Linked DNA regions of Homo sapiens: region 2 is linked to region 1. Evidence: read pairs that join two places in POLR2A ChIA-PET (ENCODE). Cell type or tissue: HCT116. All regions are shown on one strand. Each heading gives the region's core, and the rest is flanking DNA. Links, peaks and the distances in the headings are about the cores only.

The links. Peaks named below come from ENCODE experiments on the same cell type or tissue, not always from the same donor. Only the 100,000 strongest peaks of a DNase experiment are listed, where the experiment ranks them.
Region 2: POLR2A ChIA-PET joins it to region 1 with 5 read pairs; 3 of 35 experiments call an interaction of 5 or more read pairs at or near these places.

Annotation. Positions count from the first base shown.
Region 1 is chr10:100,652,718-100,661,010 of GRCh38, forward strand. No RefSeq gene overlaps it. Among named protein-coding and RNA genes, the nearest start is that of PAX2, 89 kb to the right of the region's middle. In HCT116, for the core only: no CTCF peak of the experiment used is centred there; a DNase peak (open chromatin) is centred at 4,013; H3K4me3 peaks cover 544 bases.
Region 2 is chr10:100,836,161-100,840,616 of GRCh38, forward strand. No RefSeq gene overlaps it. Among named protein-coding and RNA genes, the nearest start is that of SLF2, 75 kb to the right of the region's middle. In HCT116, for the core only: no CTCF peak of the experiment used is centred there; no DNase peak of the experiment used is centred there; H3K27me3 peaks cover 492 bases.

The DNA of each region.
Region 1 (8,293 bases), core at 2,067-6,066:
AGCAAATAGGAACATGAGCTGGTTCTCTCCCTCTTTTGTCCATGCTCTTTCTTCTACCTCAGATGCCACCATTAGCCTTACCCCATCCCATTTTCTGCGGGTTGGGGTCTTAAAGCCCATCAAGCCAGATTTAATGCCATTTTCTCTAAGGCTTTCATGCTGGACCTCACCATGACTACCGGCAGCACAGTGACTCCTGGAGCATGATTTCTCTGCCTCTGCAACAGGAATTTCTTGTCCCTTCTCTTTACCTGCTGCAGACCAGACCTGCTGGGCTCCATTCTCTTTGGGCACCAGGCTTTGAGTACCCCTGAGTGAGGGGAAGGAGCAGTTCGCAAAGGCTTTGTGGACCAGCTAGTGGCGGACTGCAGAGCATGTGGAGAGTTAGGGTGGATTTGGACACATGTGCCCGGGGGGCGGGGGTTGGGGGAGGCTCCTGTTTGGAGCCCCTCTCCCTCGCCCAACCCAGCAGAATTAAACCCCAGCCCCAGTTCTCCATGGCTCCTGTCTTTATCTTCTTTCTCTGCCTGGGGCAGCAGAAACTGTCCACCTCATTCCCTTAGCAGGAGAAGCTTGGGGTCTTCCTGCCAGCTGAGAGGTCCCCATTCACAGGGGGAGACGCTGGATGGAACTGACTGTGCCCCATGCTGTCCTGGGGGGTTCCCCATATCCATCCCGGGACCCCTGTCAGTGTTATCCAGGCTGCTGTTTTCATTCACCAGGTGCTTCCCTCTTAATAGGGGAAGTCTCTGCAGTTAATATGCTGACAGCCCCACTTCTCCTCTCCCCGGCCAGCCTTCCATATTAGCTACACTGTCCCTCCCACCAGGGATTCCCCAAGCCCTTCACCCGACCCTCCACCATATCCCTTTAGCCCCCAAGACCCTCTCCCTGGCTTCCTCCATTAACTACCCTGACCCTTTTGCACCCCCTCCATGTAGCTGCCCTTCCCCTCCCTGACTCATTGAAGTTCCACCACCAAATCTCCATTAACTATTCTTACCCCCTTTCCCTCTAATTCTCTCACTGAAGGGCCCCCTTTATTTCTCTGACCTCATCCCCCGTTCCCACAGCCATTCCCTGGTCAGACCAGGGCACCTGGCAGTCAAAATCCACAGGGAGAGGGCTTCCACTAGATTTGGCCTCATCCTCAGGCCTCACCACTTTCCCAAGCCGGGCAGGACAGCCCTGCGAGGTGACTGGGCATGCGGGTGGGGGTCGGGTGGGTTCCAGACAGGAAGGAGGCGTGGACTTCAATCTGGAAAGTCTCTGCGGGCCCTTCTCCCTCCCCCTTAGCAAGTCTGGGAACTCTGCCCCAGCCTGGTCCTCGCTCCCCCGCCCTCGCCTCTCCGCGCTTTCATCAGAATTCAATTTCCGCCCGTAAGTGACTCCGCGGGCCCCTGATCCTTCCCTTGATGAATGAGCCGCCCGGCCCGGCCCCGTCCGTCACCGTCACCCTCGCCTCGGCCCGGGCCGCTGCCGCCCCCAGCCCTCGGCCCCTCCGCCAAACGCTGGCCCCGGCCCCCCGCGGCTCCCACCCAGACGCCTGCCGCCTCCAGCCCTCCGGGTTCCTCCCCCACGTCGCCGCAGCCCGCCCCACCCCCACACCCGCGTGGCGTTCTCTGCCCCGTCTCTGTCTCTCTGTGTGACTCTATCTCTCCTTGTCTCTGTGTCTCTCCTTCTCTCTCTCCCCTCGCTCCCGCCCTCCCTCCTTCCTCCTCTCCCTCTCTCCCTCTAACACCTCTATTCATCTCTGGGAGCAACATCATTTATTTTGCACTTCCCAGATAATTTACTTTTTTTCCCTTCTACAGGAATTCTCCATTTCCCTATAAAATGAAAATTCATCTAGAATTACATCTTATGTCATCATTATGTTTATTAAGCGTGGATGATGTATATGAACAGGACGGGCTTGCTGCTGAGTGCTTAATGGTGCATAAGATTAAGCCGAGGCTCTCAGCTGCGCAGCGACTCCCCTCCGGTTCCCATGTTGTCGAGGCATGCTGGGAGTACAAGTTCCGAGCGCACGGCCAGGTGAACGCGCCGCCGCCGCCGTCGCCGCGCGACTCCCCACCCCCCCTAGCCCCCTCCCGCGGGTCCCGACTGGCCCACCCCGGCGGGACTGGTGACGCCGGCGCGGCCTGCGCCTCCCGGAAACCCAGGCAGATAGCCCGGGTGGAAGCGGCCCGGCCCTGGGGTCACCATCGCCCCTCACCCCGGGGTTCGACGGCGGCCCTGGACGTCCCCGGGCCCCCGTCTTCCTCCTGGGCCTTCTCTCTAGTCCCTGGCAGCTGGGAGCGGCCCTCCCGCCCCTGCACTCCTTCCTGTCGCGCTGTGGTTCTGCCCTCTGGTTGTCGCTCCCCTAGCCCTCCCCTCTTTCTCTCTGCAGTGTTTCTTGGGGCTGTTGTCTTTCTGTCTGTCACTCTGCGTCTCGGTCTCTCTGGAGTCCTTCTGCCTCTGTCGCCCTCCCCCGCCTCGCTGTGTCTCCGTGCGGGTGCCCCTGCAGCTCCCTGGCTCGCCCGGCCTGCGTCCGTCGGTCTGTCTGCCTCTCGCGGTCTCCTCGGCTCCCCCCTCCCCCTCTCTCCCCTCTCCCCTCTCCCGGCGCTGGCGGCCACCGCACTGCAGCGCGGCACCAGCAGTCTATGACAAAAACATTATCCTTCTGCTGCTAAACAATCCAATAAACCTCTCCACAGGGAGAAAGTTAACCTCTTGTCTCTTCGGCTGATGCCTTCCCGCCCACGTGACTGCTGCCACAGTAAATTCAAATCATTAGTCTCCTCACCCCATCAAAAAACTTCTATTAGTAATGGAGACCTCGCCGGAGACCTTCCGCGGAGAGCGCTGCCTTCCCAATTCCCAGTGGAAAAATTCTGCGCGAAAAACTAATTCTACTTTTAATAATCTGTCATCAGGACCAGAGGCAGTCATAAATTATATGGGAGCGCGTGCGAGAGCGCGCCACAAGAGGGAAATCAGGGCGAAAAATCAAAGCCCAAGTTTGACAAACTTTCCTGAAGATAAATAATAACTTACAAACAGGATTAGTTGTAAAGTCACGCTCCGGCGCGCAGCCACCGCGGCAATCACGTCTGCCGAGGGCCGCCACCGCGAGGCACCTGTCACCGGCCGCCACCGCTTCCGAGCCTTCCTCCTCGTCCTCCTCCTTGCCTGCCTCCCCTCCTCCTCTTCCTCGCCCTCCAGCCTTCCTCTTCCCTTTTCTGCTCTCCTCCCTCCTCCCCTGCTTCCTCCAAGTTGTCCTCCGCTTCCCCCTGCTCTTCTTTACCCTTCTCCTCCTCTTCCTGCCTCAAACCTCCATCCTTCTCTCCCTGGCCAGCGGGCCGAGGTCCACCGATCCCCAGGGCAGTGGAGCCCCATTCTCCTCTCCCCCATCCCACCTCCAAGGGTCCCCAGCTGCAGGGACCAAGGTCAGAGGAGGGTGAGAGGATTCGCGGGAGTCTCGTTCGCCGGGGCTGTGACCTCGAGTGGGGGCTCGGCGTGTAAAGGGGTGTACGGGAGCGGCCCTTGGCTTCCTGCCTCTGCGGCCTCCCCTGCCTCCCGGCCCCATCCCGTCTCCCTGTCCTCCGCCCTCACCCACCCGGACAGAGGGAGACTGGCGCGGGCAGTGCGTGGGTTGGGGGCACAGCCCGACCCCTAAGTTTATTCGTTGGCGTGGGTGCAGGGTGGCGGCGGGTCCGCTCCGCCCGCCTCGGGTCCCAGCCCCCACCCCCCGGAGCTTCCCTCCCCCACCCCACCCCGCCCCGCCCTCGCCCCGCACAATCTCGGCGCTGACAGCCGAGCAGGTGATAAATGCCGGCGACGCGGGGAAGGAATTGCGCAAAATAAAGAAGCATGTTCCAACAAGTCCTGTCAGGATTGTATTGATTTAATCATCTGCAGAAATACACATTCTGGATTACTGTAGCGTGCCCGGGCCGGGGGAAGGGGCGGGCCGGCCGGCTAGGGCCGCGGCGGGCGGGGCGCAGCGGCGGGCGAAGGGGCGGGCAGAACTGGGGCCCCGCCCCTCGCCCCAGGCCCCGCCCCACCGGCCTTCTGGCCTGGCGAGAAACTGCAGGGCGCTGGGGCTAGGGTTTGGGGGTTCCCTACCTAAGAGGTGCTGCGGAAGGGCTGTTCTGCCCTGCGGGCACCTCCTCCTGCACCCGCCCCCGAGGTGGCCTTGCGAAACTGCTGCACAGGGCGGTCAAGGAATCCTCGAGCTGGACGCGAACCCTAGAGGCGGAGGGTGGGGGGGGTTTGTTGGGGGTGGAAAGAAGATGGAGAGGAAAGGACAGCAGGAGAGCGAAGGCCGCAGATGGGCCCTCCTTCTACCTCTAGAATGTTTTCTGGTGGTTTCCCGCTCCATCATCTCTTGCCAGAGGCAAGACCTCAGCTGCCATGCTTCAGGGTACTTGGAGGAGGTAGGGCACTCCAGTACCACCTCCTGGCGTGGCTGACCTGTGCCTGCAGCTACTTTGGAGGTAGAGGTGGGGATAGATGAGAGCTCATCTCAGCTAACACTTTGTAGGTGCTTCATGAAGGTTAAACAAACCAACAAACATATCTCTGACTTCTGTTCCATAATCCAGGTTGAGTCCCGAGGTGAGGACTTGGGGTAGGATTGGATCTTCATTTGGTTGAAAACCTGGCCCTTTGGAAAAAACAAACAAACAAACAAACAAACAAAATAAACTTACGGGGTGGAGGGTGGCAAAGGGATGGAGAGATTGCACAGCCGCTGAGAGTAGGGGAAGCCAAATGGAAATAGAAGCAGAAATCCATTTATTTAATGATTGATTTATCATATTTTATGTCGTGGAAACCTTCCAACAGCCTTAGAGGTTGTTACTATCAATATCCCCCATTATGCAGATGAGAAAAATGAGGTTCGGAGAGGTTGATTGGCTTAAGATCACAGTGTTGCTAGGTTTGGAAGCTTACCTTGGAGGCCAGGTCTGTCATACTCCAAACCTTCCCCATAGTTATGGGCGTTGGGGGGCAGTGCTGTGGGTTTGAGAACTGTATGGAGGATGGTGGGGAGGCAGGGTGCAAGAATCACAGAGGAACTAGACCCAGTGAGCAGTAAACCTTGTCCATTCCAAAAACACTGGGGTCGAGGGGTGGGCACTGGTGCTTGAACTCTCCCTAGGAGTTTTAAGAACTGTAGAGAGGGACCCTAAGCTGGGGAGGTGGGGGTGAGGGGACCACCAGAGAGTAAAATTAACACCATAATTTCTTTATGTACCATCAGTGTACTAGTCTTAGTTGGGAAGGGAGTGGAGGGACTTTAGAGAAAAGGAAAATCATGAGAGTGAGTAATGTAGACCAGTGAGAGAAGTGGAATTTTATCTGAAATCAGAAATTGTTACCAAAGGTGTGGGGGTTAGGCCACTCATGGTGGGAGAAGGAGACGTCATCATTGGGGTGGCTTTATCAGTGAGAAGCACAGCACCTCCCTGAGTGACCCCTCACTCAATAGAAAACCAAAAAGAATGAACAATAACTGAGAGCACAAGCATGATGGGGAATCATGAAAGACAGACAGACCTTGGGGTCCCAATGGACCACAAGCCAAATTGGAGTAGATGTGAATAACTGAACAAGACTGGGAGTAAGAAACGAAGATGCAATTTATTTCTTTTCATGGGGAGGTGGCTGTAAAATGGGGTAAAATAAAGAGGGGGTGGAGGGAGCAGAGAAGGGAGCAGGGGACTTCCTTCTAAGAGAGATAAGGCATCTGCCACCACCCCATTGTGACTCACCCATTTCTCCCCACCTATACCCATTCTGCCTCCACAAGAGCTTTCCATTCAGTGCCTTCCCCTTGCAAGTCAGCTTTTAGGATTGCCTGTTTTTCATAAGATTACCTTAAAGAGAGCCTGGACTAACCCAAGAACAAGGCACCACATTATCCATTTGCTTGTTTGTTTTGAGACAGAGTCTTGCTCTGTTGCCCAGAGTGGAGTGCAGTAGTGAGATCTTGGCTCACTGCAACCTCTGTCTTCTGGATTCAAGTGATTCTCATGCCTCAGCCTCCCGAGTAGCTGGGATTACAGGCGTGTGCCACCATGCCCGGCTAATTTTTGTATTTTTAGTAGAGATGGGGTTTCACCGTGTTGGCCAGGCTGGTCTCGAACTCCTGACCTCAAGTGATCCACCCACCTCGGCCTCCCAAAGTGCTGGGATCACAGGCGTGAGCCACCATGCCTGGCCACACATTATTATTATATTATTATTATGCGTATTGACTCAGTCCTCATAACCAGTCTATGAGGTGGGCAATAGCATATCTCCATTTGACAGAACAGGAAACGAAGGCGCAGAAAGGTTTATTGATTGGCTCAAAAGTTATACAGTTAGCAGTAATGAAACAATTGAACCCAGATATATAAACCACTGCACTCTTGAGTCCTGCCTGCCGGCTGGACTGAAAGTCAAGGTTCCCCGGGCCTAGCTTCAGTCCTACCATTACTAACCTGTATGACCTTGGCCAAGACCTTTTCCCGTGCTGGGCCTCAGTTTCCACATCTGTGAGAGGGTTGAGCCAATGCCCTCCTAAATTCCTTCCAGACCTCCAACGAAAAGACCCAAAGATCTGTGATCTCTCCCCCAACGACCCGCGCTTCTGACCCCTCCCTCACCCCCTGGTGGTCCAGCCTCAGCCCCAGACCCACGCAGTGCCTCACGCTCGCCTGCCCCGCCCGCTCCCCGCGGGCCTGCGCGTGACTTTAGCGCGCGCGGCTCCGCCCGGAAGGTCACCTCCTTCATCACGGATTCTATTTGCATCCGGAATCGCATGTACATGAAAAATGTGTCCGCGTGCGGCCCCGACTGCAGACGCAGATGAAATTCTGTGCCGAGCCTGATGCGCGGTAACCTTTGCAGATGGCGCCGCTATTGCTGAGAAATGGATTGCTTAATAAAGCGTATCATCCGGCATATTTGCTGCTTGGCTAGCCAAATAGAAGTTGTTTTTTGCACAAATTTCCTTGTCAAATTTGTCAATGTTCATGTCATTTTTGCTTTAGGTCACAGAGCAAGGTGCAAATTCCTGGCATCTTTACTAGTTGCAGCCAATTTCGGCGATTTCGGCGGTGACGGGGATTCTCAGAGGAGCCGCGTGCCCGTGCGCTCCCGCCTGTCGGCCCCAGAGAGCGCAGCCCTGACACCTCCTCCCGGAAGCCCGCCGGCCCGACCCTGGTTTGGAAGGAGAGGCTCAGGGAGTGGGACAGAGGGTATCTCTCTTTCCCCAGCGTCCACCCCCAGACGCCTCCTACCCCCAACCAGGGAGGTTAGAGGGGCAGATGGGAGTACGAGGCTTACACCCAGCTCTCCTATGCCACTTCCTCTCCCTAAGACGTGGCCTTTTCCCCATCTTCCTTTGACTCCTTGAGTTTCCAGTGGAAACGGAGGAATCTGTGGGAAGGGGAGCCCTCTTCTTGTCCTTTCATGAGAAATTTCAGCTCCCAGGGCCCCAAGACCCCACCCACACTCCATTCCAAAGCCAGATTAACCTATCTCCACCTTAGGAGAGGTTTACTGAAGGAAGGCAGTGGGTGGGAGAACGTTGTCCAGTTCCCTCCTTCCACACACTCCAGACCCACTTTGAGGGAGAGTAGTGGACAAACAGGTATATGAGGTATGGGAGCGGGGTAGGAGGGGATAGGTGAGAACACAAACAAGCAGGCTTTCTTGGGAGATCTTTTCCTCCCATTTGAGTTTCAATCACTCGGGCTGGGCTGGGCCTTTCTCAAGCAAATCCTATGAAAAACAGATCATCCTGAAGGTCACTGAGAGGTTTAGGCAGTCCCGAGCCTGGTGTGGGGAGTTTACTCGATTATTTCCTCCCAGCTAAAGTCAACAGCTAACACTGGGGAGTGCTCATGCATGCCAGGCTCTGTGCTAAGCCGGTGACCCGCATTATCTCATAAAATCATCATTTCAGCAAGCCCATGAGTCTTTTACAAATATTCTCCCCATTATACAGATGCAGGCTCAGCTCAAGGAAATCAGCCCACTTGGAGAGTGTGGATGAGGTTTGGGGGCCTGTGATGGTAGGTGGGCTGATGAAGGGGATCAGGTCGGGGGTGGGGTGGGTGGGAATGGTAGGGAGAGGACTCCCCTGAAGCAGGCCTGGCAGGGTCCCTGAAAGCCTGTCCCAGTGTGAGCTCCCTGGAGGGAAGCTGATGTGGGGAGGGGATGTGGACAGTGTTCTCTATGGGAATTGTGCATATGAGGACAGGCAGGAGATCCGGGGACATGTATGGGAGAATAGACACTGAGGACACTAATA
Region 2 (4,456 bases), core at 457-4,456, 180 kb after region 1:
CCGGACAAAGTTTGGGGGCTCCTCTCCAATTTGGGGTTTTCTCTTAAACTTGTGAGGTCAGGATGTGTAGCCAAGGATGAAGCCACAATTGGGGTGTTCTATGGTACCCCAAGCCCTTGCATTGGTACCATCTAGGGTCAATATTCACCCCAACTCAAACCCCCTCCTCCCCCTCATCCCGTCCCCCCTAGTCCATATCCCCACCCCCTACCCCCAACACCCGCACTGTCAGCCCAAACACATGATAAATTGCCCTGTCAACAGAATTCATTCAGGGACCAATTAATTCCACAGAAATGAACCAGGAGCCATCAGTTGCTGAAAAACTCAGAGTGCAGGGGGCGGAGGAGGGGGTACAGGCAGGGGGTGGGCAGCAGGGGAGGGGATGGGGAGGTTGGGGAAGTTAGTCTGACAGAAATTGGTCATTTAATGCTTAAGTGCACGCTAGACAGCCCTGTCATCGCCCGCGGCCCCCGTGCGGGATTAATTATCGGAGGAGGAGAGGGCAGCCCAGCCCAACCTAGCCGTCTGTCACCAACCAATGCTGGAGTCACCCAAGCCTTGGGCCACCCTGGGTCCCCTTCCAAGCCTCCAGGCCTCCTGCTCCTCTGACTTTCAGGTCCCCCCAGATCCCAGTCGTAGGCCCAACCTCCTATCTTGGCCCCTCAGCCACATTTAGTCATGGCCTTGCCATCAGCTAGTCCAACCAGGAAGACTTCTTCAACCCCTTGACTGGGTGAGGCCCAAACTCCCCACACTCCCCTGTCATTATTCTCAAACATCCTAGGTGAACATGTGTGCAGAACCCAAGGCACAATTTTGTCCCATCCATTGATCCTAATCTGAGAGAACAGCACCATCATCCACTCCATGGCTCAAGCCAGAATCCCATCATTATCCTTGACTCCTCCCACTCCCTCATCTCTCCCATCCAATCAAAATCCAAATCCTGAGAGTTCAGCCTCCTGTAAATACATCACATCTGGTCCACTTGCTTCTAGCTCTCTGCCACCAGTCAAGGCTGAGCCATCATCTGCTCTGCCTGCTCTCCTGATTCAGGCTCTTGCTTGTGGCTAATGTTATTTTTTTTTTAATGCAAATAACATCCTGCTGCACTGCCTCCCTCCCTGATACTAACATCCAGCTTAACACTCTTCTGGGGATCATCATGGGCCTGCAAGAGATCAAGTTCAAACCCTTGACTTACAAGCCACGAAGCTTCAGCCTGTGCCCTGGCCTTGCCTCCAGCATGCTCCTTTGCTCTCTGCTCCAGCCCCACTGCCCCTCCCTTCTGACCTTTGCACAGGCTGTTCTCTCAGCATGAAGTACTCCTACCCTGCAATCCCCACGTTCACTTGACTAACTCCTGATGATCCTTAAGATCGCAGATTAAATGTCACCTCCACCAGGAAGCCCTCCCTGACTGCTTGATATGCTTTTACAGCTCCTCAAATTTTTTCATTCATCAACATGTCATCTGGCAAGTACTTGTGCATTATCTGTCTTTCCACAAAAATGTTAAGTTTCACAAGAGTGGAGTCAATGTCTTTTTTCTCAGAGCCTGGCATTTAATGGATACCAGAATAAATGTACTGAATGAAGAATTGCCTAGCCCTGTCTTGGCTCTCCCCCTTGTCTGAGGCCAAGTTCCCCAGTGTCAGAACTCTCTTGATAGCCCAAGACAAGCTGGGTTGGCTAGAGGCTGAGAAACCCTCAGAGAATATTTGTGAGCCCATCAAACTGACCCAAATCAGCTGTGCCTTGTGGGCTCAGACGAGGGAGAGGCTGCTGAGGGCTGCAGAGTAGAATGGCAGAGAGAATGGTTAGGAGGACTTCCCAGAAGAGTAGGGAAGTGGGGTCTGAAAGAAGCAGGCTCTGTGCAAACATGGGCTGGCTGAAGCATGGGGTTGTTCAAGGGAGAAGTAATAGTTGGAAATATTGGGTAATAGTTGGAAAGGGAACTTTCCAAAACTGATACTCATATATTTGCTGGAGGTTGAACTGACAAGACTTGGGTACTGACTGGATGAGAGAGATGAGGGCCAGGGAGACCAGTTTGTGAAGGGCAATCAATGCCAGACTGTTTGACCATTTTCCTATCCTTAACTGGGGGGAGGGCACTGACTACTTCTAAGGTGACCTGATGCAAAGTTTTATTTACAAGTTAATTCTAGCTGCCAGACAAGGTGGTTGAAGGGAAAGTTTGAGGCAGGGAGACTATTAGAAGGCTAGTGCAATGATGAGATGGGGGATGAAATGGAGTGAGAGTGAGAGAGAGAGAGAGATGCAGGTTGACCTGTGGAAGGAAGATCTGTGATAAGGAAGTCTCCCTGAGGGACAGAGGGGGACAGGTAAGCTGGGTGGGCTCCATCTCCAAGTGTCTGGCCCAAGAAGGCCTGGTGGTAGCCTCACTGAGGTAGCATATCTGGACTTGGCTGCCAATTGGTTATGAAGGTGAGGAGGAGAGATAGGGCAAAGATGATTGCCTCCAAGGGTGTTCCAAGAGCCTGGCAGCTGATGGGCCACCAGCAGAGGTAAGAAGAGACGCTAACTTGGGGCTAGAGATCATGACATGCCTTTGCATATTGAGTATTTGTGCCTGAGTTTGACATGCCAGGGCATGATGGCCAATAGACAGAATTACAGGGAAGTAGCTCAGGGGAGTAAATTGGCCTCTGGATGTAGAATGGGGAGATATACCCTCCTGCCCCACTCTCCTAGTCTCCAGTTTTGCATTGCAGTTTGGATGGGCCAATTTAATTCTGTAACAAAGTAACAGTATAGTATTAACCCAAAATAATCCTATAATACCATAGCACAGTAAAGATGATGTATCACTGCCAAGATACAAGTGATAGTGTAGTGTAGGGCTGTAACGATGTAATCCAAAAACAGTATAACCATATGGCAATTTGCTACTGTCAGCCAGGAAATGATGGGTCGGTGCACTATAGGTTAACAGTACTGGGCTATAATGAGGTAACCATGTAATCAGTGATATTGTAGTGTTGAAATGACTGTAACAAGGCACACAACCCAGCAACTTGATATGACAATCTGACAGTGTAATTGTGTTAACTTAGTAATGGTTACCGATATAATGATGCAATCACATGATGGCAGAGTGTGGTAATGATGTCACATGATCATAAAACCTCAAAGGCAGTGGAAGGGAAGAGGATGGAGCTCTTAACCTAAGCCCCAGGGCTCTGAGAATAGAGTAAGAAAGCCCTTTCCAAGTTTAAAAGGAAGCTTCCTCAGGATGCTGCAGAGGCTGGAAGAAGCTTCTGGAAGGATGTTGCAGCCTGGGATAGGAAAGAGCTCAGCCGAGAAAGAAAACTGGGGGCTGGGCACAGTGGCTGACGCCTGTAACCCCAGTACTTTGGAAGGCTGAGGCAGGTGGATCACTTGAGATCAGGAGTTCAAGATCAGCCTGGCCAAACATGGTGAAATCCTGTCTCTACTAAAAAATACAAAAATTAGCCAGGTGTGGTGGTGCACGCCTGTAATCCCAGCTACTCAGGAGGCTGAGGCACTAGAATCACTTAACTCAGGAGGCGGAGGTTACAGTAAGCCGAGTTCGTGCCATTGCACTCTAGCCTAGGTGACAGAGTGAGTGAGACTCTAAAAACAAAAAAAAAGGAAGGAAGGAAGGAAGGAAGGAAGGAAGGAAGGGAGGGAGGGAGGGAGGGAGGGAGGGAGGAAGGGAAGGAAGGAAGGAGAAAGGAAAGGAAAGGGAAGGGAAGGGGAAAAGAAAAGAAGGAAGGCAAGAAGTGGTGGTGGCTTTGCAGAACAGGACATAGCTCTGTTAGGCTGGCCAGGATCAAAGCAAGCCAGCCCCCAACTGTGGATACTATCTGAGCAGCCCTGACCCCTTTCAGTGCTCTTGACTGTTCACTTAGCCTGAGAGGTGTCTGCTCCTTCAGGAGCTGAAATAGGGCAAATCATATTCAGTACTTGTAAGATTCTTGGAATCATCACATTGACAAGAATATAAAAGAAAACCCAGAGTAACACAATTGAAAACAACTCACATATCTGATCTTTACTATGTGCTGGGCACTGTTCTTCTGCAGATTATTCACCATAACCCAAGGAAGAAGGTTTTATCTTATTCGTTTTACAGATGAAGACAATGAGACCCAGAGAGATTAAACATATTTGTCTAAAGTCACATAGCAAGTAAAGGGCAGAGCTGGAATTCAGACTCAGATCCACATCTGCCTTTAAAGCACATTCTTGCTCTTGTCATTGGGTATCTGCTTTTAGAAGTGTGTGACAAACCAGTGAGAAAAAAACCAGGGAGCAGGTTGAGCCAAAGGATAAACAAGTGACATATTCCTAGACATACATTTTTTAAAAGGTCAATATTAAGGTGGATTAAAATGTGTGTAATGGGCAAGTGTTTAAGAAAGAAAGGATGGATATGAATATATATTCTTATTTGCTTACATTT